Linked DNA regions of Mus musculus: regions 1 and 3 are each linked to region 2. The links are chromatin loops, found by intact Hi-C in ENCODE. Cell type or tissue: left cerebral cortex. All regions are shown on one strand.

Region 1 (8,000 bases), 330 kb before region 2:
CTTCTTAAAGTCCTCTATCATTGTCATGAGAAGTGATTTTAGATTCAAGTCTTGCTTTTCTGGTGTGATGTTGTATCCAGAACTTGTTATGGTGGGAGAACTGGGTTCTGATAATGCCAAGTAACTTTGGTTTCTATTGCTTATGTTCTTATGCTTGCCTCCTGCCATCTGAGTATCTCTTGTCCTACCTGCGCTCACTATCTGACTGGAGCCTGTCCTTCCTGTAATCCTGGTTGTGTCAGAACTCTTCATAGTCCAGCTGTCTCTGTGGTCCTGTGATTCTGGGATCCTATGATCCAGAGATTCTGGGTGTGTCAGAGTTCCTGGGAGTCAAGCTGCCTCTGGGACCCTGAGATCCTGGTGTGACCAAGCTCTTGGGATTCTGGGCTCCTGGGATCCTGTGATCCTGGCTGTGTTGAAGTGCCTGGGATTTGAACCTCCTCTGGGTGCTGTGGGACTGACTGCGGAGTTTGCATCCAAGGTAAACCCTTGCAGACTAGAAGGAACTTGAGCCACTGGTCGGGCAGAGTTCCTGTGTCCCTGGGTCCTGCTGGTTGCAGTTACTCTCGGTGGCATTGGAACAGATGTTGTGTCCTACTCACCCCTGACCTAAGATCCTGGGTGTGCTAGAGCACCTGGGAGTGGAGCCTCCTCTGGGTGCTGTGAGACTGGCTACAGAGTTTGTGCCCAAGGTAAACTGGCTCAGACCAGTGATTTTATTCTTAATAATGTAGTCAACACCTTCCTACATTTAATCTATTTTTAGACAGCATTTTCACACTCAGTTACCTCTTTTCTTAATTATCTCCTGTGTTAAAATACCAATACTTTCTAAATAATAAATCTTTTTGTATTCAGTATTCCTGGGGATTCAATGCTTTGGTGGCATTCTAGGCAGTTGCTCTCTTCCTATTAGCCACATCTCCAGCACAATTTTATTTACTTTTATTTTTTGACAGTCCAGTCGTTATCCCCCTCCCAGTCCACCCTCTAACTGTTCCTCATCCCATTCTTCCTCCCCATGTCTCCAAGAGGATGTCCCCACTGCCCCACACCCCACTCCCCACAAGGTCTCTTCACTCAATGGGCCTCAAGTCTCTCAAGGGTTAGGTGCATCTTCTCACTGAAGCTAGACCAGGCAGTCCTCTGTTGTATATGTGTTGGGAGAGTCAGACCAGCTAGTATATGCTGCCTGGTTGGTGGCTCAGTGTCTGAGAGATCTCAGGAGTCCAGGTTAGTTGAGACTGCTTGTCTTCCTAAGGGGTTACCCTCCTCCTCAGCTTCTTCCAGACTTTCCCTAGTTCAATCCCAGGGGCCCCTGACTTCAGTCCATTGATTGGATGTAAATATCTTAGTGTGTCTCAGTCAGCTGCTTCTTAGGAATCTCAGAGGACAGCCATGCAAGGCTCCTATCTGTAAGCACACCATAGCATCAGTAACAGTGTAGGTCCTTTGAGCCTCCTCTTGAGACAGATTCCAAGTTGGGTGAGACACTGGACCTTCTTTCTTTCAGTCTCTTCTCCATTTTTGTCCCTGCAGTTATTTTAGACAGGAACAATTCCAGGCCAGAGGTTTTGACTGTTGGATGACAACCTCATCCCACCACTTGATGCCTTATCTTTCTACTGGAGGTAGACACTACAAGTTCCCTCTCCCCACTGTTGGGCATTTCATCTAAGGTTCCTCCCTTTGAGTCCTGAGAGTCTCTCACCTCCCAGGTCTCTAGTAAATTCTAGAAATGTCCCCCAAAATCCACTCCCCAGGTCACATATGTCCATTTTTTTCTGCTGATCCTCAGGGCTTCTCTCTTGTTCCCCCCTCCCCAACATCTGATAATGTTCCCCCTTTCCCCTTAATGAGTATGAAGTATCATTCACCACCTCTTTTGATAACTTTTGGTTGAAAGTCTATTTTATTGAATATTAGAATGGCTACTCCACCTTGTTTCTTGGGACTATTTTCTTGGAAAACTTTTTTCCAGCCCTTTACTCTGAAGTAGTGTTGTCTTTGTGACTAAGGTATGTTTCTTGTATGCAGCAAAATGCTGGATCCTGTTTATGTATCTAACCTGTTAGTTAGCATCTTTTTACTGGAGAATTGAGTCCATTGATGTTGAGAGACATTAAAAACCAATGATTGTTAGTTCCTGTTATTTTTGTTGTTGGGGTGGTATTGCATGTGTATGTGTATGTGTATTTGTATGTTTATGTGTATTGTATGTGTATGTGTGATTCTCTTCTTTGAGGTTTTGGGGTGATTAATTTCTTATGTTTTCTTGGATGTACTTACCTTCCTTGTGTTTGAGTTTTCCTTCTAGTATCCTGTGCAGGGCTGGATTAGTAGAAAGATATTGTTTAAATTTGGTTTTGTCATGGACTATCTTGGTTTCTCCATTTATGGTGATTGAGAGTTTTGCTGGTTATAGTAGCCTAGTGTACTGGCTAGTTTTGTGTCAACTTGACACAGCTGGAGTTATCACAGAGAAAGGAGCTTCAGTTGAGGAAATGCCTCCATGAGATCCAACTGTAAGGCATTTTCTCAATTAGTGATCAAGGGGGAAAGGCCCCTTATGGGTGGGACCATCTCTGGGCTGGTAGTCTTGGTTCTATAAGAGATCAGACTGAGCAAGCCAGGGGAAGCAAGCCAGTAAAGAACATCCCTCCATGGCTTCTGCATCAGCTCCTGCTTTCTGACCTGCTTGAGTTCCAGTCCTGATTTCCCTTAGTGATGGACAGCAATATAGAAATGTAAGCTGAATAAACCCTTTCCTCCCCAACTTGCTTCTTGGTCATGATGTTTGTACGGGAATAGAAACCCTGACTAAGACACCTGGGCTGGCATTTGTATTCTCTTAGGGTCTGCATGACATCTGTCCTGGATCTTCTGGCTTTTATAATCTCTGTTGAGAAGTCTGGTGTAACTTTGATAGGTCTGCCTTTATATGTTACTTTGTCTTTTTCCCTTATGGCTTTTAATAGTCTTTGTTCTGTGCATTCAGTGTCTGATTATGTGGCAGGAGGATTTTCTTTTCTGGTCCATTCTATTTGGTGTTCTCTAAGCTTCTTGTACATTTATGGTCATCTCTTTCTTTAGGTTAGAAAAGTTTTCTTCTATGATTTTGTTAAAGATGTCTTCTGACCCTTTGAACTTGGAATTTTCACCCTTTCCTACTTCTATTATTCTTAGATTTGGTCTTTTCATTGTGTTCTGAAGTTCCTGGATATTTTAGGTTAGGAGCTTTTTACACTTTGCATTTTCTTCGACTGATATGTCAATATTTTCTATAGTATCTTCTATGCCTGGGATTCTCTCTTCTATTTCCTATATTGTGTTGGTAATGCCTCCATCTGTAGCTTCTGATCTCTTTCCCAGGTTTTCCATCTCCAGTGTTGCCTCCATTTGTGATTTCTTTATTATTTCTATTTCTATCTTTAGGTCTTGGAACATTTTTTTCAATTCCTTCACCTTCTTGGTTGTGTTTTTCTGTATTTACGAGATTTATTTGTTTCTTCTTTAAGTGCTTCTACCTGTTTGCCTATGTTTGCCTGTATTTCTTTAAGGGAATTATTTACATCCTCCTTAAAGGCCTCTATCATCTTCATGAGATGAGATTATAGGTCAGAATCTTGCTTTTCAGGTGTGTTAGGGTACCCAGGGCTTGCTTTGGTGGGAGAATTGAGTTCTGGTTGTGCCAAATTTCATTGGCTTCTGTTATTTATATTCTTGCACTTGCCTCTTGCTATCTGGTTATCTCTGGTGTTAACTGGCCTGGGTGTCTCTGACTGGAGCCTGCCTCCTTAGAGGCAGATATAGCTCTGTGACCTGGGTTATAGCAGGACTCCTAAGAGGCAGGCACTGCTGTCTCTAGTTAGGAGAGGCCTTCTGTGTCCCTGATTAGAGCAGCCTTCTGTGTTCCTGATTAGAGCAGACCTCCTGTGTCCCTGGGTAGGGTACACCTCCTGTGACCCTGGGTAGGGTGAACCTCCTGGGAGAAAGGCAGGCTTTGGGGTCTGGGAACAGGATCTGCCCCAGTTACAGATGAAGATACAGGCCAGAAGGACTACGGGGATCAGGCAGAGCAGGATAGATCCCAAGTCTGCTGGGCTCTTTGGGTACCCAGCTGGCATGGGTATTGGGGCAGGGATCTCACCTGTATCCCTAGTTATGGTCAACCTCCTGGGAGACAGGTAGACTGTGTCCCTTGTTATGGTAGACCTCCTGGGAGACAGGCAGGTTGTGGAGTGTTTGAGAGAGGCAGACATGCAGATCTGCCCCAGATGAAGGTACAGACCAGAAGCTGTGCTATTCTTAATAGGTTTTTAAAACCTAGCGGTTTGGCAAATATCCAATGAAATCTTATCCAATGAAACCTTGTCCAATGAAACTTCATCCAAATATGTATAAACCAAATTTGGTGTCCTCAATCAAACACCAGAGGGAGACAAAGGCACATAAAACTCCTGATCAGTTCAGAAACTTGACCTTGTCCTATAGGTCTTTCACTTGCTAAAGTTACACCAAGATATTTTATATTATTTGTGGCTGTTGTAAAGAATGTTGCTTCCCTAATTTCTTTCTCAGTCTATTTACCATTTCTATAAAGGAGAGCTACTGACTTATTTGAGCCAATTTGCAGAAGGTGCCACCTGAAGTTCTCTGGTAGAATTTGGAGGGTTGTTTGTGTATACAATCATACATTGACAAATAGTGATACTTTGACTTCCTCCTTTCCAATTTGCATCCTCTTTATCTTCTTTAGTTGTCTTATTACTCTAGCTATAACTTCAAATACTATACTGGATAGAGAGAGAGTGGGGAGCCTTGTCTTTTTTCAGATTTTAGTGGGGTTGGCTTAAATTTCGGGCCATTTAATTTTATGTTGGGTATTGGCTTGCTGCATATTGCCTTTTATGTGCTTAGGTATGTGTCTCATATTCCTGGTCTCTCCAAGACATTTAACATGAAGGAGTGTTGGATTTTGTCAAAGGTTTTTTCAGCATTTAATGAGATGGTCCTGTAATTTTTTTCCTTGAGTTTGGATTATGTTGATGGATTTTCATATATCGAATCATCCCTGCATCCCTGGATGAAGCCTACTTGATGTTGGTGAATTATGGTTTTGATGTGTTCTTCGATTTGGTTTGCAAGTATTTTATTGATTATTTTTGCATCAGTGTTCATAAGTGAAATTGGTCTGAAGTTCTCTCTCTTTGTTGAGTCTTTGTGTAGTGTGGGTATCAGTGTAACTGTGGCCTCATGTAATGGGTTGGCCTGGTGCAGTTTGTATTCTAATATTAATAATGTTATAGATATTGTGTCAATTTAAGGGATAATTTACAAATAAGTATAGTTTTGGGGCATGAAGGAAACTAAATAGAGAGCTTAGACTCTGGGATTTCTATCTTTCCTTTCCTCTTCTCTGTCCTTTTCTTCTTTGGTAAAGGGAAAGAGTTGAAAAGAAAAAGGGGGATAGAGTAATATTTTTTTAAAAAATCAGACAAATAGAGATGGATTGTGTATACATAAACAACCCTAAAAATTCTATTATTAAACACAAGCATTTTATAACCATAATTTTTATATGTTGATGCAAAATTGAGTTTATGTTGTTTCATTGTACTGAATTTGTATATTGATAGAAATTTTCATTTATATAAAGGTTACAGTTTTCATTGGTATAAATCTTTGTATACTGCTATCAAATTTAAGTTTTATTTTATTACTCTTAGATAAGCATTGTATTTATCCAACTCACTTAAAAATACAAGGCTTAGTCCCAATATTAGTCACTACTATTACAAACTGTTTAAAATAATTCAATAATGCAAGTTAATATTCAGAGAGTCAGACTCATGGTCTTATTAGATACTAATTTAGTTAATTACAATAAAATATTTTCAAGGTTACTCAAATAGTAAATAACTAAAAATAATCAATGTTTAACAATTCAGTTAGGCTATATATACTTCAAAACGTCAAAGATCCACAGAATATAGCATTAAAAATCATTTCATTATTAAACGATTTTTCATTAACTCCTTTTTTTTCCTTTTTTTTATTAGGTATTTTCTTTATTTACATTTCAAATGTTATCCCATTTCCTGGTTTCCACTCCAAAAACCCCCTATCCTCTCTCACCTCCCCCTGTTCACCAACCCATTCACTCTCCCTTCCTAGCCCTGGCATACCACTACACTGGGGCATGGAGCCTTCACAGGACCTAGGGCATCTCCTCCTATTGATGACCAATTAAGCCATCCTCTGCTACATATGCAACAGGAGCTATGAGTCCCACCATGTGTACTCTTTGGTTGGTAGTTTAGTTCCTGGGAGCTCTGGGTGTACTGGTTAGTTCATATTGTTGTTCCTCCTATGGGGCTGCAAACTTCTTCAGCTCTTTGGATCCTTTCTCTAGCTCCTTAATTGAGGACCCCATGCTCAGTCCAGTGGTAGGCTGCAAGCATCCAACTCTGTATTTGTCAGGGGCTGGTGGAGCCTCTCACAAGACAGCTATAATAGGCTTCTGTCAGCAAGCACTTGTTGGCATCCACAATAGTGTCTGGGTTTGGTGATTTTATATGGAATGGATCCTCAGGTGGGGCAGTCTCTGGATGGTCATGCCTTCAGTCTCTGCTCCACACTTTGTCTCTGTAACTCCTCCCATAGGTATTTTGTTCCCCCTTCTAAGAAGGACCAAAGTATCCACACTTTGGTCTTCCTCCTTCTTGAGTTTCATGTAGTTTGTGAATTGTATCTTGGGTATTCCAAGCTTCTGGGCTAATATCCACTTATCAGTGAGTAAATACCATGCATGTTGTTTTGTGATTGGATTACCACACTCAGAATGATATTTTCTAGTTTCATTCATTTGCCTAGGAATTTCATAAATTCATTGTTTTTAATAGCTGAGTAGTAGTATTGTATAAATGTACCAAATTTCCTGTATCCATTATTTTGTTGAGTGACATCTGGGTTATGTCCAACTCCTGGATATTATAAATAAGGCTACGATGAACATATTGGAGCATGTGTCCTTATTACATGTTGGAGCATCTTCTGGGTATATGCCCATGAGTGGTATTGCTGGATCCTCAGGTATTACTATGTCCAGTTTTCTGAGTAACTACCAGACTGATTTCCAGAGTAGTTGTACCAGCTTGCAATCCCACCAACAATGGAGGAGTGTTCCTCTTTCTCTACATGCTCACCAGCATCTGCTGTCATCTGAGTTTTTTATCTTAGTCATTCTGACTGGTGGGAGGTGGAATCTCAGGGTTGTTTTGATTTGCATTTCCCTGATGACTAAGGATGTTGAACATTTCGTTAGATGCTTCTCGACCATTCAAGTTTCCTCATTTGAGAATTCTTTATTTAGCTCTGTACTCCATTTTTAATAGGGTTATTGGATTGTCTGGAGCCCAACTTCTTGAGTTCTTTGAATATATTGGGTATTAACCCTCTATCGGATGTAGGATTGGTAAAGATCTTTTCCCACTTTTGTTGGTTGCTATCTTGTCCTATTGACAGTGTTCTTTGCCTTACAGAAGCTTAATGCATGATGGATCAAAGGTGTAGTTATGGATCAACTAAGAGATATGGGGGGAAGACTCTTCTGTAGTCAGGAGGCATCTCTGGCTCTAAAAAGTCCTACGTTGGGGTTTGAAGTTGAGTGAAAGAATAAGAATGGGCATTCTTTTTTATGTCCAGGTGTAGCTTACACCCACAAAAGGCCATGGTGCAGTCCTGACTCACCTTTGGTAGGATGTAGCATGTATGAGACTCAGTCTTGAGGTTCATTTGGGCAATGTCATTTATTTATTATCCAATACTGCTGGTAGAAGTGGGGTTTTTTTTTTTTTTCAAACTTCTTTGAGGCCTTGCTGTTGGCTAACACATACATGGGACCAACTTCTCTATGATTCTCTAGATTTTCTCAGTGTCTGTGGTATGTCCCTATTTTCATTTCTGATTTTGTTAATCAGGAAATTCTCTGTCTTTTA
Region 2 (8,000 bases):
CGGGGGCCTTGGGGCGGCGTGGGCATGGGTCTTGAGGACGTTCGAGGATAGAAAAGCAGCCAGCAGAAGAGGAACGGAGTTGGCCAGGGCGAGCGGCGGAGCTCACGGATGGAAGGTGGAAAGCTGAGGAGGGCAGGTGTGGGGGACACGTCGGATGGATGCTGCGGGCGTGGCGGAGACCCGCCCGCAGCCTGGCTCCACTTACCCAGCCCGGGCGGCGACGATTCCAGCGAGGCGCGGGCCGGCAGGCCTTTCTTGCCCTCCAGCCTCGCCGGTACTGCGCGGTGCGCGCCTCCCATTGGCTGCCGCTCTCGGGACGCGTCTGACTCGGCCAATCAGCGCAAAGAAGCGAGGTTTGGAAACTTTTTCTCTCTAGGCCCGGGCGCGGCTGGGCCAAGCCTCGGTGGGGGCGGGAGGGGCCGCAGGAGGCGCAGGCCACTGGCCCGGAAGGCGGGCGTGGAGAGGGCCTGCTGGCGGCTCGGTACTCGCCGTGCCACGCACTCTGGAACATCCGCACGCCTCTCCTTCACACTGGTTGCATTTATCTGCTCTTGCTCTTGCCCAAGAATAGACAAAGGAGCAATTGGTCGGAGAAACCCGGGCATTAGGAATAGCTGATATTGGGTTACACTTGTAAGTGCCCTACCCGATTCCAAAAATGCTATACTAGCCCAGAATGCACAAAGACAAAAACAGGCATAGAGAACGACAAACTTCCGCCCAGCCCACAGGACCCTTGTTATTCCACAACTTTACACCCCAAATAGAATCTTTAACTGTTGTGGCTTCTTCTGAGACAGAATAGTTTAATGTGAAAGAACTTGACTTTGAATCCTAACTCCGCCGCTTACTAGCTATGTGTATTTGAAACAAGGTATTTAATTACTCGTGGATAAAATGGTCGTCGTCGTCGTCCCCCCCCCCCCCCCCCGAGCTAAATAAATAAGTTTACAAGACTTTGTGCAGTGCTTTGTAAATAAGCCGGGCAGTGGTGGAGCACACCTTTAATCCTAGCACTCGGGAGGCAGAGGCAGACGGATTTCTGAGTTTGAGACCAGCCTGGTCTACAGCGTGAGTTCCAGGACAGTCAGAGCTACACAGAGAAACCCTGTCTTGAAAAACAAACAAACAGGGCTGGCGAGATGGCTCAGGGGTTAAGAGCACCCGACTGGTCCCGAGTTCAAGTCCCAGTAGCCACATGGTGGCTCACAACCATCCATAACGAAATCTGATGCCTTCTTCTGGGATATCTGAGGACAGCTACAGTGTACTTACATATAATAAATAAATAAATCTTTAAAAAAAAAAAAAAGTCATCATATGGTTGCTAGGAATTGACCTCTAGGAGATCAGTGTTCTTAACTGTTGAGCAATCTCTCCAGCCCCTTGTTTTTTCCTTTTTTGAAACACTTTTCCTATGTAACTTGGGCTGGCCTCAAATTTCTGAGTATTCCCTTAGCCTTATTTTTCAGTGGGATCACAGGCCCAGCTAATAATAATTTCTTAACGTTAAGCCATTAATTGTTCATTAATTATTAAATACTATTAGGCACAGGTAATTTTACAACCTGGTGACTAAGACAAAGAATCTGATCTTAAAGGGTTAATACAGTAAACGGAAACAGAATTTCAGATGCCAAATGTTGCTGAAGACTATTTAGAGACTGGGAAGCCAGAGAAAGGCATAGTTAGCTTACATTTCTGGCAGTGTTGGCCTTGAACCTAGGCCCTTGGCCATGTTAAGCAAATACTGTATCATTCAGCTGTATCTCCAGCCTCCTAGAATTGTTTAAAAGATGAGAAAAAGGGTACAGGAAATCCAAGTGTTTCGATTTTGTACCTAACAAAAGGAGCTTCAGAAGGCTCTTTTTGACTCTTACAATCATGTTCTGTTCCCCTGGGCTACACAAGTAATGCCTCCTGCCCCCTGCCCCCTGCCCCTCTCCTCAGTTTTGTTGGTTGAACTCAATACCTTACCCACTCTAGGTAAATGCTCTACCACTGACCTATACCTTCAGCCCCCTTTTTTCTTTTCTTTTCTTTTTCTTTCTTTCTTTCTTTCTTTTTTTTTTTTTTTTTAGTCAAATTCCTTCTAAGATGCCCAGGCTGGACCTAAGCTCACCCTGTAGCCTGGATAAGCTGAATTTGTAATTTTGTCTCTACCTTTGAAGGAGCTGGGATCAAAGTCCTGGGCTACTGTAGTTGGCTTTGCTCTTTTTTTTTAAAAAAAAATTCTGTTCATTTTGTTTGTAGCTTTTGTGCTGTGACCAAGCTGAGAGTTTGACTTCTCTTCCTTTGATCCTGTCCTCATGGGTGGTAGAGGAGAACTCTGTTTAGTAACTTAGGTCTTTGGGGAGTTGAATCAAATGCAAAGTATCCAGTGAAACACCAATAATAAATCTCTGTTATCTTTGTTTCATAAATGTGAAGATTATTACTGAGCAAAGGAAAAAAAAAGGAAGTTGGTTTTTTTTTTTTTTTTAATGAGACAGGGTCTCTTTGTGCAGTTCTAGTTGCCCTGGAACTGTGCCACTACTTCTGGCAAAAAGTTGAAACCTACTTTTATTAAATAGTAGGTAGTGCTTTTAATTTTGTTGTTGTTGTTGTTTTGTTTTTCGAGACAGGGTTTCTCTGTATAGCCCTGGCTGTCCTGGAACTCACTTTGTAGACCAGGCTGGCCTCGAACTCAGAAATCTGCCTGTCTCTGCCTCCCAAGTGCTGGGATTAAAGGCGTGCGCCGCCACTGCCCGGCTTCTGGCAGACTTTTAAGTATAACTATTTTAAAGTAATAACCAGCTAGGACATTCTATACTGTGCCTACATTTAGATTATATTTTTTTCCTAACTTGTAACAGAAAGCAGCAAAGAGCTAGAAATTTCAGAAATTATCTTTCCCCCTATGGAATCCTGAAAACTCATATTTAAGCCAGGCATGGTTCTAAATAAAGGTTATGCTTTTACTTCTTGAACTTGTAGGCAACCGCAGGCAGATCTCTGAGTTTGAGGCTAGTGTACAGAGAGTTCCAGGGCAACCAGGGCTATCACACAGAGAAACCCTGTCTGGAAAAACAAACAAAAAAACCCAACTCATATTTAGGTCAAGTAAAAGTGAAGCCTTCAAGGCTCAGTGGGGTTGGGGATAGGGGTAGCGAGGATACAGAACAGTTTATCTGTTTAAAACATGAAGTATTTTTGATTTCACAAAGTTCTTATAACTTTAGCATCTTCTTTTTCGTGGCCAACCTGTCATCTGAAAAGTATTGGTTACAAAGCACTAGGTTTATTAAAACAAAACGTTTGCCAGGTGACACAAACTCCTTTAATCCTAGCACTCAGAAAGCAAGGGACTGCAAGTTCGAGTACAGCATAGTCTGCGGGGCAAGTTCCAGGCCAACCCAAGGCTACACAAGTGAGACACTGTCTCTGAAAAGAAAAAATAAAACTGGGTAAGGATATCATGTACTCTTAACTGTTGGTGTCAATATTCAGCAGCAGTCTTTGCATGTACTTGATCAGCACTGAAACTGCTATAGGTAGGGAGGACTTTGCCAAAAGCCCATTTGGCAGGTTTAACTGTTCTTTCTCCACTGGCCACTAGGTTGCGCTAAAAGATGCAGTGCAACGTGCACGATTTAATTTGTAAAAATAAGGGTTATCACGTGACGAGGCAGAGCATTAATACTTTATTTCACATTAATCTTCTCTCCTTAGTCCTCGCTCCCAAGACCTTTTAGAGCGGAACCCTAACAAATCCCATCTGGCAAGCCTTTCCTTGACTCCATCACAAAAGCTCCCTAGTTCTTCGCCTGGAAGATCCGTTCGACATGGCGTCATCAAACCAGTAGTGAGAACTCCTAAACTGGGGTTCCTGCTAAAAAAAATACGCCGCCAGCCCCCTAGGTAAGACCCTATTTTGAGGTTTATCGGGAGGGGACTGAGCCTGACGAGGCTGCAGGGCCGCGAGGCCCCGCCCCCCCCACTTCCCAGCGTGCCCTGCGCGGAGAAATACGCGGAGGCGAGGGCGGGGCGAAAGAAAAGACTGGGCGAGACTCAGGGAGGGGTGGAGCCAGAAAGGGGAAGGGAGGGACGGGGGAATGGGCGGGGCTACTGGAGGAAGCGACTGGGCGGAGTGGGGACGGGCTGGGAATGGGCGGAGAAAGGGAGCGGCCATAGGGGGCGGAGCAGAGGAAGGGTGTGGTATTATGGAGGAAGAGGTGAGGCAGGGAGGCTCGGAGAGAGGGGCGGGGCTAGTAGTAGAGAAGCGTATCGGTTTTGCGACAGGGGCGGGGCGGGGCGGAAGCGGAAGTGGAGGGAGCGCTTGGCGGCGGCGGCGGGAGCTGCGGAGTCGGGAATCAAAATAAAGGGCCTGGGGGGGGTGGGGGGTAGGCGGCGGTGTCGGAATGTGAGCCAAGAAGGAGCTAGTGGCTGAGGTGAGTCCTCTGTCAGTGCCGGGACTCCACTAGGGCGTACCGGATGCTCTGATCAGCAACGTAGCTGGTCTGGAAACGACGCCTTTTCCCCCCTCAGACTGATGCTTCTGGGATTGAAGGACCGGGACTGGGACTTGCCGAAGGGGCCGTGCGAAAAAGTCGCTCTCCAGTGCTCCCCCGGTCTCTTCCGAGGCGTTTAGTCCCAGCTGGCGCTTGTCTTCCTGCTCGCTCCCCGGCCCTCCAGGTGTCAGTAGCAACCTTCGCAGGATGTGCAAAGTTGGAAAGTTGAGAAAAAGGACAGTTGTGTGGCTGAGTCCCTTATTGTTTTTTTGTTTTTGTTTTAATAGCCACTTTGGATGCAGTTTCAGTTTCAGCCACCTCCCCAATTAATTCTAGCACGAACGTGGTGCTTTCTAGTTGCACTAGTATCTTTTGGACTTTCCAGGATCTTTCTGTTTTGCATACAAGGAAATTGTCAGCTAAATGGTCTTTCTTCACCTTCAGTGAGCTCTACATTTGTCCAGGGTCATTTATTGATATTTGTGAGGCACAGTTGAGTTGGAAGGTTGGGATACCGTATATTCACATACAGTCAATATTGTTATGGAATTTATATTCTATTGGAGAAAAAAGAGTCATTTTAGTTAAAAGGTAGAAGACGAGCAAATACATAGGACTGGGAGTTTGTGGCAGGGGGGAGGTCATTTGGGAAATAATTCATCCTCAGGTATCTCTTGTCACCAAACTACAAATAAATAAGTGAGGGGGTTGCTATGATGATTAGACTCACAAGAGATGGGCCTTATGTTTATAAAGATGACATGCCCACAGCAGCACAGATAGGTGGCCTTCAGAACCAACATGCAGGCAGTACAATGTTGCACACTGCATTCTCAGCCACTGTCTAAGTTGCTCAGAAACTGAGTTTCAGAAAGGAAGACTCTCTCACATTAGAACTTCCCCTGACTGATTCGGCTGCTTAAATGGAATTCCTAGGAATATTTGGGAAATTTTTAGGCTGCAGGCCACTAATGTTTTTCCTTATATTTGTTTGAACTGAGTAATCTGTCTATATATGCCTGCCTGCCTGCCTTGTCTATCTGTCTATCTATCGACAGAGTTTCACTGTGTAACCACAGCTGCTTGGAACTTGGCTGCCCTTAAACTTGCAGATATCCTCCTGCCTCTGCCTCCTGAGCTACCACTCCTGGCTCTTTGAGCAATATTGAAGGCACCTTGGTGTAGAAAGAGGTAGGTGAGCCTTTTGACCTGAAGCTAGCTATGAAACTTTATTTTAAACGTTTCTGTTTCTCAGTGAAGTGGTAGATATGGTAGTTCATTTTAGGATTTGGCTTTGAAAGATTTAAGCACGCTGAAATTATGAACACTGTGATTATAACAAGTTCTTATGAATAAGAGTGGAGTGTGTTGGGTGATATAAAACCTGGATTTCTGGATTTTTGTGGGGTTTGTTTTTGTTTGTTTTTGTGTGTGTGTGTGTGGTTTTTTGTTTGTTTGTTTGTTTGTTGTTTGAGACAGGGTTTCTCTGTGTATCATTGGCTGTCCTGGAACTCACTCTAGATCAGGCTGGTCTCAATTTAAACAGATCCACCTGCCTCTGACTCCCCTAGTACTAGGCTTAAGTGCATGCGCCACCATCACCTGGTCCAACCTGGATTTAATTATAAAAACAGGTGTTGTAATGGAAGTAGTGATGGTAAACTGTACTAGGCTAATTCTCTACTTCCTTCATTCAACAAACGATTACTCTGTGATTACCACAGAATGGTCTTGGGCTGAGCACAGGATATAGTGGTGAAAATGGAAGTGCATGCATTTTCTAATTCACTTTTTAAAATGCTGTGTACAGACAAGGAAACAAACTAACAGACTTTTTTCCCCCTTCTCTTTCTTCCCTCTCTACCTCTGTGTCTGGGATTGAACCTAGACCCTTCTGTATGCCACTAAGCTCCATGCATTCCCTGGCCTACAAACAGAAACTTAAATAGTTTCAGCACACTACCCAAAAAGTAAATATATTCAGTTTTACAAGTGGATCATATGGCAAGGACTCAAGTCTCAACTCTAGTTCAACTCAGCCATAGATATTACTTAAGGAGTGTAGCTATGTCCTAATGAAACTTTACAGATACTAAAGTTTAAGTTTCATGTTTAAGAACACTTTCTCAATAATTTAAGAAATTGAAAATATATTCTTAGTTTACAGGCCACTTAAATCCAAGTGTGTCATGCCTCATACCTGTAATCTCAGCATTTGGGAGCCTGAAGCAGGAAGAGTGTTACTTCAGTATTACAGAATCAGATCCTGTCTAAGAAAAACTAGATAGACATACACACACACACACACATGTGTACAGGCAGCAGGCTGACTTTGGCTTGCCGACCATACTTTACTTTGTGTGATCAGTCCGCCCAGACTTGAAATGCATTATGAACCATTCTCCTCTCAGCCTATCATGAAGATATAAAAATCTCAGAAGCATCTTACCAGAGTTATAGTGGAAAGAAATTATCTTTTACATGCACAGATGAAATCTCTGATAAATCATCACTGAATGTGGTTTGTTGTTCCAAGGACTTAGAGATAAGGGTTAGTTGTTGTCGTCATTACTAGCTCTGTCCCTGCTCAGAGTGTGCACTGGCTTTGCCTTTGGTATACTAAGACTCAGAAGAGTGTCTGGGGTAAAGGACATCTGTGGGTTGTGACTGACTTAATTTCTGGATGTTTGGTGATAATGAAAGACTCCGAGAGGAGCCCCTCGCTCAGGCCTCAGGACAATAGCGGACACCCAAGAACTCACGACAGACCGAGCTTGTTGCAAACCACATGAGGCTTTATTCGGGGAAAGCCAGAGCTCTGGGGACGACTCATATCCCACGCAGGGGTAGAGGAGTCGTCCTCGAGGGGAAAGAGTTCCCAGTTTTTATAGGCCCTCAGTGGGGAAAGGAGAAGGGGGAGATTAGGGGATTTCCAGATCTAAACAATGTCTATTCTCAAGAAATGGGTATGGGAGGGGTACAAGGAAAGAGTCTAATGAAGGTGCAGCAATGGGCACACACCTGGTCAGAACATTGGCAGACACACAGGTTCGAGGAGTGGCCAGAGCATTGTGCACCTCTATTTTTCTAAATCAGTGAAGCTAGTTCTGCTAACACTGACGTCTATCTTGCCAATTTCAGGGCTTCTGTGTCCTTTTACATTCTGCCAGGATCTTTCAATAACATTGCTCTTTCATTGTAAACAAACCAAGAAATCAGTTGGTTGGCTTCATTTGTAGAATAGAATCAAAGTCCTCAGAGGTCATTTAGTTTGGCCCTTCTGTGCTTACACTGGGCATAGAGAAAGGTTGATACTGTGGTTGTCCTTTTACTAAGATTAGATGCTATTTACTGGTATCTTTGCTCTCTAAGCAGAACTTACAGAAGAAATACCTGAAAGTTAAGAAAAACTATAGGCTGAGTGTGGTGGCCCACATACCTTTAGTACCAGCATTATGGAGGCAAAGGCAGACAGATCTGTGAGTTTGAAGCCAGCCTGTACTACATAGT
Region 3 (8,000 bases), 200 kb before region 2:
GAGAGAGTAGGAGAAAACAAGAATCAAGGACAAGCAGGGGCAGTGGTGGCCCAAGTCTTTAATCCCAGCACTCAGGAGGCAGAGGCAGGACTATGAGTTAGAGGCCAGCCTGGCCTACAGAGTGAGTTCCAGGACAGCCAGGGCTACACAGAGAAACCCTGATCTGAGAGAGGAGGAGGAAGAAGAGGAGGAGGAGGAGAAGGAAGAGAATCATCACCATCACTGAAGCACAAGAGCTGGAGAGATGACTCAGCAGTTAAGAGCACTGGTTCCTTTTGCAGAGGACCCAAGTTCAATTCCCAGCACCAACATGGCAGCTCACAGGTTTCGGCAAGCCCAGTTCCAGGGAATCTGTCTGTCTGTCTGTCTGTCTGTCTGTCTCTCTCTCTCTCTCACACACACACACACACACACACACTCTCTCACACATACACACATACACATGCAGGCAAAACACCAACGCACATAAAATAAATCACAAAAAAACAAGCAAGGACACCACAGGATTTGTTCCCCAAGAGAAAGGACCATCTTCCTAGAGGTGCCTCAGCTCCTCCCAATGTCCCTGAATCCCCACAGGGGTTCTCTGCAAGCACTCCAAATCAAGTTGGCAAGTCACATACCACCATGCTCCCAAGGTGAAGCCCCTCCAAGAGAAGTCCAGCAGGCTCCAGGAACAGAGACACCCCCCCCCAGACCTTGGTCCACCCATCCCCAGACCCTGGCTCGGCCACAGTGTGAGCCACAGCTTCCTCCTGCAAGGCGAAGGGGCGAGGCCACAGAGCAGGAACAGGAGTCTCAGTTCCTACCACAAGTTCCCAAAGCCTGGTTATCTTGGCATCCACACCCCACCATTCTGGGCTGCACACTGATGCTACATCCATCTATCTGGTAAGGGGAAGAAAATGTCGACCTGACTGACTACAGCAATCAATCTTAGGAGAGAGAGGAAGATGGGGGGGGGGGGAGTTTAGAAGGCAGTGGGAGGGAGGGAGGGAGGGAGGGAGGGAGGGAGGTAAGGAAGGAGAGAGGGAAGCAAAGCAAAGCAGGCAGGCTTTCCAGGGCCTCCTGCTACCCCAGGAACACCAGTCACTGGGACCTGTTTGCCAACTGGTCGGTTACAATGTTCAGGGAGGTGGAAAGCTAGAAGGTACCACAAATCAAATCAGGCCCCATAGCCAACTCACTCCAGAGCCTGCAAGGCCCATCTGCTGCTGACTTTTGTGTATGCCCAGATGTTCTCAGCAGATGCAACTATGGAGTCCCACCCAACTACAAGCCCGTACATCTACTGAGTGCTAACTAGGTACCAAGGAGCACTGTTCCCAGTGCTTGCCAAGAATTCTACTCAGCACTCAAACTACCACCCTTGGCTAGGCACTCCATTATTCTACATGGGGAAACTGAGGTACAGAGTAGAACCCATCTTAGCTGCAGAGCCAGCTTCTGAACACAGGGCACACAGGGACTTGCTCTGAGCAGTCACCTATGCAACTGACTGAGTTTTCCAATATTTCTACATTAGGCATGAAATTGATACTTTTCTTATTCTTCACTTTTGTTTTTGTTTCTTGAGGTCAGGGAATTGAGCATGGGACCTCAGACTTACTAGGCAAGTGTTGTATCACAGAACTAATCTCCAGTCCTTTTTTACATGTGATTTTAAAACAAGGTCTTATAAGTTACCCAGGCTAGCCTTGAACTTGTGGTCCTCCTGCTTCAGCTTCTTCAGTAGCCAGGATGACAGGCCTGCACCAGGCTTAATACATATTTTCTAATTTTCTAATTTACTGTGTGTGATATATAGATGTGGGATATATACATGTGTGTACATGTGTAAGAGCACACATACCAATTTATAGGACAAAGGAGTATGCCAGGTGTCTTCCTCTATCATCCTTCATATTTCCTTGAGTCAGGGTCTCTCACTGAACCTGAAACTTGCTCTTTTGGGAAACTCCACCCGCTCAATGCTACAGTTATAGACAGAGCCAGGGCTGGCTATTTACATGGGTCCTGGGACTCAAACTTAGGTCTCCCTGCTAATACATCAAGCACGCTTGCGCACTGAGCCATTTCCTCATACTTTTTTTTTTTTAAGTAACTTACAAAGAAAGGCCCAAGTCCCTTTTCCCAACCTTCTCTCAAAGATCAGCCACAAAACCACGGACTTCCTACCAGCTCCACACTCCCACTGAATAAAGCAAGCCCCTGCCAGCTCTTAGCTCAGCTTTCCACTTACATAACATTGTTTCTCTGTTCTCATCCTAGACCTTTGCACAAGGGAAGGTTGTAAGTTCTCAGCAGTAGACCCGAGCTAGCCCAGGAGCAAGACTCCGAGAGGGTTCCTGACGGCTGGAATCTTGACTTCTCTAAGCATAATGTTGGTCCTAAAAGGATCCAAGTACCAGTAGCAAAAGGACAGCAGCCCACTCCCATCGATCTCCGGGAGTCCTTACAAGCCCTGCTTCGCTGATTCTGTGGGCTGTGCTCGCCTGGTGTCCTCACACCGGGCTTCTACAATCCTTCCTCCCCATCTTCTGTGGTTCCTCAAGTCCCACCTAATATTTGGTTGTAGGTCTCTGCATCTGCTCCCATCTGAAGGGAAACAGGAGCAGATCTGGGGAAGATGGGGATGTGAAGGGAGGAACAAGGAGGGGAGGAGGGAGGGGAAGCTGCAGTTGGGATACAATACAATACATGAGAGAAGGCTAGACCACGAACACTGATAAGACCATGGCCGCAGCCCAGAAGGGCTGTTCTATAGAAACTGAGCACAGTAAACAATGAAACAACTCAAGATGGTGAGGTCTAGAATGGCAGGGTGTGGCAGCGGTATAGATATGCTGGTGCAAAGCCACCTACTTTAGTTTATTGTTCTTTGAAGCAGTCTTGCTCTAGCACAGCTGGCCTGAATTTCACTTCTCCTGCCTCAGCTTTCCCAATGGTGTGATTACAGATAGGTGCACACCAGGCCAACCAACCCACTCTGTTTTGTGTTTGGATTCTCTAGCTACACATAAGTTCTTGCTTGCCAGTGGCCCTCTCACCCATTCTGATTCCAGGACTCCAGAAACAGGGTGTCCATCAAGCCTAGACCAGTGAGAGAGAAGAGGGGCCGAAAGGAAATCTGCAAGATGAGACTTAAGGGAGGATGGGAAGCTGCCTAAGGGGAAGGCCAGCCACCACTACTGCCAAACACAATCCATCCATCTTCATTTTCTGTGGCAAAAAGTTCCAAGAAGGAAAGAACACCAAGTCAGGCTTCTTGGGTAGGCTTTTTAGCATATTAGAAGCTAGAGAATACCTCCCAACATTTCCTAGTCATCACTGCGCAACAATAGGATACATCCAGATGTGAACTGGTGAGAGGCTTGAGGACCTCAGAACCCACACTGTGGAAAGAGAGTTCCACACAAGTCTGATGTGCGCATGTGCCATGGTATGCATACACTCAAACATACACACACACACAATATATGTATGTGTGTGTTATATATATGCAAAAATAAAATATGCAAACTGGTAGAAAATCTAATGTCTACTTCCCCTCCACCATAAGAGAAAAAAGAAATTCAGGAAATACTCCAGCACCCATGTTAGTGACCCAGATCCCCCTGAGTTCTTGCAAAATAACCTCGTTGTCTCTACACTTGGCACAAGGGTAGAGGACACACAGTGTTCCTGTGTGGCAAACAGGCACCTATCTCTTGCAGACTCCCGAATGTAAATCACAAGCTCTGTTTCCAGCTCTGGAGAAACCTCCAACCTCTTGGCTTTAAAATGAACCATTTATCCAAGTATGGTAAGTTTCTCAACCAAAATTGGCACCCTCCTCACCCAAAAGTCTCCCAGGGGGCCTTCAGGGGTCATCATTCCTAATGCAGTCTATCACGGAGGTACCACAAAACAGAACAAATACTTGTGGGCGCTAACCATCAGCTGCTAAGAAACAGGGATGTTTTTCTTGTTTCTCAAACAAAAAGAAAAGTCATTGTGTCCAGGGTTTCCTATTGTAGTCACTAATAATCAGGACAATGTGATGCAGGAGTGTTCTGGAATAACAGGCAAATCGCATTACAGGAACAGCATTACAGGAACACGAAATACACAAGCACTGGAGATTAGAGCAGTCAGCCAGGGAACCCAGCCTAGGATCATTTCACAAGAAAGCTACCTGGAGAGGGCCTGAAGTCCCCGGGACATCCCCAGAGCAGCGGAGTCTCTCTGACTCAGAGTAGAAGGCACTCTCCTGGTTACAGAGTCCAGGGCATTTTCCACTGCACCCCAAACCTACAAAAAGAGACAGAAAGGCCCTTCTCCCCTCTCTTGGCTTTTCCTTATTTCCTTAAAGTTCCCTGATAGCATTTAGGCAGAAAGGAGAGAGGATGAGAAAAAAAAACATGAAGCCAGAGTAAACGAGAGGTAAAACAAACAGTGGGGAACCCCAACACAAGCGATGGGAAGTCCCTTTCTAGAGTCTGGGCTCCTGCACGGTGCTCTATGATAGTGTGTGCGCGGTAAACGGAGATCCTACCCCCACAAAACACAGAAAATCCCCAATTTGCTGCCTCCAGATCTGGCGTCCCTTCCCGATGGCAGAACCCCAAAGCACAGAGGCACCTCCCCGCACACACCCAGCTCTCCCGGAACCCGGTCCCCAGAGTAAGAGAGCGGCGGCTACGCCGGGGCCCGGGTGGCGAATCCCCGCGTAAGCAGAGCAGGGCTCCGGCTAGGGGAGCAGCTGGGTCCGCGCGTCCCAGCGTCCCCCCACGTCCTCCGAGTCCCCGGTCGCCCCCGCGCCGTCCCCCGCGGCCCACCACCTTACCCAGAGTGGATCGGAGCCATCAGCGCTGCAGAAGCTGCGCAGCGCCATGCGGGCGGCCGGCTGAGCGAGGAGGCGCAGCGCCGCGCGGTTGGCCCGCGTCACCGGGATGCAGCCCCGCCCCACCCCGCCCCGCCCCGCGCGTGGGAGCGAGCACGGCCACGAGTTGCCCTGGCCTGGGCCTGCAGGCCTCGTCTGCAGCTCCCACTCACTGGCGGCTCCTAAAGCCGACACGGCCCGGAAGAACCCCGCACTGGGCCCTCCACACCTGGGCTTCATCCCAGGTGACCCTAACTGTACCGCTGGCCCCCCGCTGCGGGAGAACGCTCGGTGCTTGCGTGATTTTAGGGCTTTTTCCTTCAGTTGCACCTGGAGGGATATGGATGTGAGCTCCCAAGAAAGGAAAGAGAACAGATAAGGAAACTGAGGCTCAGAAAGGTGAGGAAATTCGCTCAGAGTCCCTCAACGAGTAGAAGTGTAGTTCGTTTGAATCAGGAGCCCTATGAATCCATTCTAAACACTGAGATCTCCATCCTGAACACCAGTTTGCCACCCCTCCTCCATGGTCTGCAAAGCACCCTGGGAATTTCTCCCATTCTGAGTGCAGCCAGGAAATAACTCATTTCCTTATTACTTGGTATGAGGAATTTGGGGACAGGGTTTCATATAATAACTAAATCTGGCCTCTAAAGCACTATGTAGTAGAGGATGAATGACCCTGAACTTGTGAGCCCCTCTGCCTCCATTTTTTTTTTTTTTTTTTTTAAGACAGACTGAAGTTTCTCTATGAAGCCCCTGGCTGTCCTGGAACTCAATTTGTAAACCAGGCTGGCCTCGAACTCAGAGATCTGCCTGCCTCTGTCTCCCAAGCTCTGGGATTAAAGGTGTGCATCACCTTTCCTCCACTTCTTATTACCCCAGCCACCTGGGGCGCTGACAACAAAACCCAGGCTTCCTCCTAGGTTTTGTTGTCAGCAGGAACCACTCCACCAGCTGAGCTATGTATACCCCTGAAAAAATATTTTAATTTAAAAAGTAATAAAGAAAATGAGTAAGATAAACAATTTTTGAAGGTCAACCACAAGTCAGGTCCCCCTCAGTATGAATAAGAGTTTGGTGGTGGTGGTGGTGGTGGTGGTGGTGGTGGTGGAGGTGGTGGTTGTAGTAACAGCATTTACTTCTATGTGTGTATGTGTGTGGGTGTGTATATAAACTTGTGCTTGTGGAGGTCAGGACAGCCTGGGAGAGTTGTTTTTTGTGGAACTTTGTGGATTCCAGGGAGCTAACTCAAGTCATCAGGCTTGGCAGGAAGTTTCTTTACCTCTGTGAATAAGTTTTTTAAAGATAATTACTTTCAGGTAACAATTCTCAATGCACTGTTACCCATATTTATTGAGCATCTGCTGTATAGCAGGAGTCTTGCTAGGCTCTAGCAAGCTAGCAGCTGGAATATGCTCAGATCTGACAGACGGGAAAGTGGAGCTGTATTTTCATGTGTTTTAGTGATAAGGCAACAGATCTTAATGACATGCTTTCATAATCGGAAAGTGTATTTGAAACTGTTGCAAGATCCAGGAAGGGGATAAAGAGGATCAAGGGGGCCAGGCCTGCTCAGGTAAAAGTCTAGAAGGCTTTCTGAAAGAAAGCTTTTGAGCTAAACACAAGCATGGTTGGGATTCCAGCCTGGGCTGGGCTGTGTCTTGAGCTGAGGAAAGCAGCCTATAAGAAAACTATGAAGCAGCCAAGACTGGTGGTGAACGCCCACGATCTCAGTACTTGGGAGGCTGAAGGAGGATCTTGAGTTCGAGGCCAACCAGGACTGCATGAGACCCTGACACAAAACGTAGAACAGAGCAGTTCTGGTGACAAAGCTTAGCTGGGTAAGTACTACTGCACAAACCTGAGAACCTGGAGTCTGGACTCCAGCATCCATGTCAGAAAACGCCCATGTGTCAGGGCACATCTGTAATGTGGTCCTGGGGAGATGGAGACAGGCAGATTCCTAGAACTCAACAGCCAGTCAGCCTAGCCCAGTTGTGAAGTCTAAATTCAGTGAGAGATGCTGTCTCAACAAATAAATCAGAGACAGCCAGTGAGATGGCTTATCCAGCAAAGGTGCTTGCATGCAGCTCTGACAACCTGGTCTCCCAAGCCCACAAGGTAGCAAGAGAGGATCGACTCCTGAGGCTCTTCTTTGACCATCACTAGTGCTCCAGAGCACATCTGCACCTGCACTCACACATATACACAAAATAAATTTCATTTCATTTGAAAATTAAGGGGAAAGGTTGGGCAGGGCTCCACACACCTTTAACCCTAGCACGGAGAAGGCAGAGGCAGGTGGCATGAGTGAGAGACACTCAAAAGAAGCAAAAGCAGGGATATTACACAGACAGGCATAAGCTTGAGCGAAAGGGGACGGAGCCAGAGTCCATAGATAGTGAACAGGTGACAGAGTGTAACACTTCTGTCCAGTGGGATGGCCTGCATTTCACACAGGAAATTCTGCCCTAGAACTGCATGGATAAACTGAGGGTGTTGTGGTGTAGGAGACCCAGACATCCTCCTGCCTCAACCTCTGAGGGGCTGGGACTATCAGTGTGAACTGTGCATGGTGCTTTTTTTATACTTTTTCCATGTGAAACGTCTGTTCTATTTAAATTGATTGCCACAGACCCTGCCACGAAGGGGGCTGGGAGATGGGTGACTAAGCCAGATAGGGGTACCCAGAAAGTACAGGATATAAGGGATTCCACTGAGGCCCCAGAGCAGCATTACAGCAGGCTGCACTGGGGCCAGGCCCGTGCAGTATAACTCCACTCATAACCTCAGAGTAGAATCTCACCACCTCCTCCTTGGTGTTTCCCTGGGTTGAGCCAAACAACATCTGGATGCAGTGACCACTCCCTAGGCTGAAGCTGCTGACCTAGTAGGAGTGACACCAGATTTCCTGTATTGGGCCTAAGGCATAGGGAAGTAGAAGGGTGGCAGGAAGCTCCTGCAGGACACTAGCTATGTCCTGAGGTCCTGTTCCAAACCTTGTACCAGTTTCTCTTGAAGGTGAAGAAGATACAACAGTCCTCTAACCAGCACTGACAGTCCTTTTGCACAGGGACACATCAAGGATCAGCTCATTGTACCAGCTCTGGTCCTCCTGCTGATCTAGGATCCCAAG

The links. Peaks named below come from ENCODE experiments on the same cell type or tissue, not always from the same donor. Only the 100,000 strongest peaks of a DNase experiment are listed, where the experiment ranks them.
Region 1: a loop joins it to region 2, with 4 times the contacts of the local background. A loop is called at or near these places in 2 of 42 quality-filtered maps.
Region 3: it touches region 2 in a loop (4-fold over the local background); 3 of 42 quality-filtered maps call a loop at or near these places.

Annotation. Positions count from the first base shown.
Region 1 is chr16:14,490,150-14,498,149 of GRCm38, reverse strand. No RefSeq gene overlaps it. Among named protein-coding and RNA genes, the nearest start is that of A630010A05Rik, 68 kb to the left of the region's middle. In left cerebral cortex, a CTCF peak has its summit at 4,429 (motif pointing right); DNase peaks (open chromatin) are centred at 4,441 and 7,262.
Region 2 is chr16:14,155,574-14,163,573 of GRCm38, reverse strand. It overlaps Marf1 (meiosis regulator and mRNA stability 1), which reads left to right and starts at 4,300. Exons shown (of 27, transcript NM_001081154.2): 1 at 4,300-4,430. Nde1 (nudE neurodevelopment protein 1) reads right to left here and starts at 299. Exons shown (of 9, transcript NM_023317.2): 1 at 206-299. Mir484 (microRNA 484) reads right to left here and starts at 3,948; the gene lies at 3,882-3,948. In left cerebral cortex, CTCF peaks have their summits at 420, 3,592 (motif pointing right) and 4,710; DNase peaks (open chromatin) are centred at 334, 3,620 and 4,149; H3K4me3 peaks cover 2,714 bases; H3K27ac peaks cover 1,908 bases.
Region 3 is chr16:14,358,472-14,366,471 of GRCm38, reverse strand. Abcc1 (ATP-binding cassette, sub-family C (CFTR/MRP), member 1) reads right to left here and starts at 4,914. Exons shown (of 31, transcript NM_008576.3): 1 at 4,829-4,914. The coding sequence starts at 4,876. In left cerebral cortex, a CTCF peak has its summit at 4,882; DNase peaks (open chromatin) are centred at 4,244, 4,770 and 5,362; H3K4me3 peaks cover 1,787 bases; H3K27ac peaks cover 1,420 bases.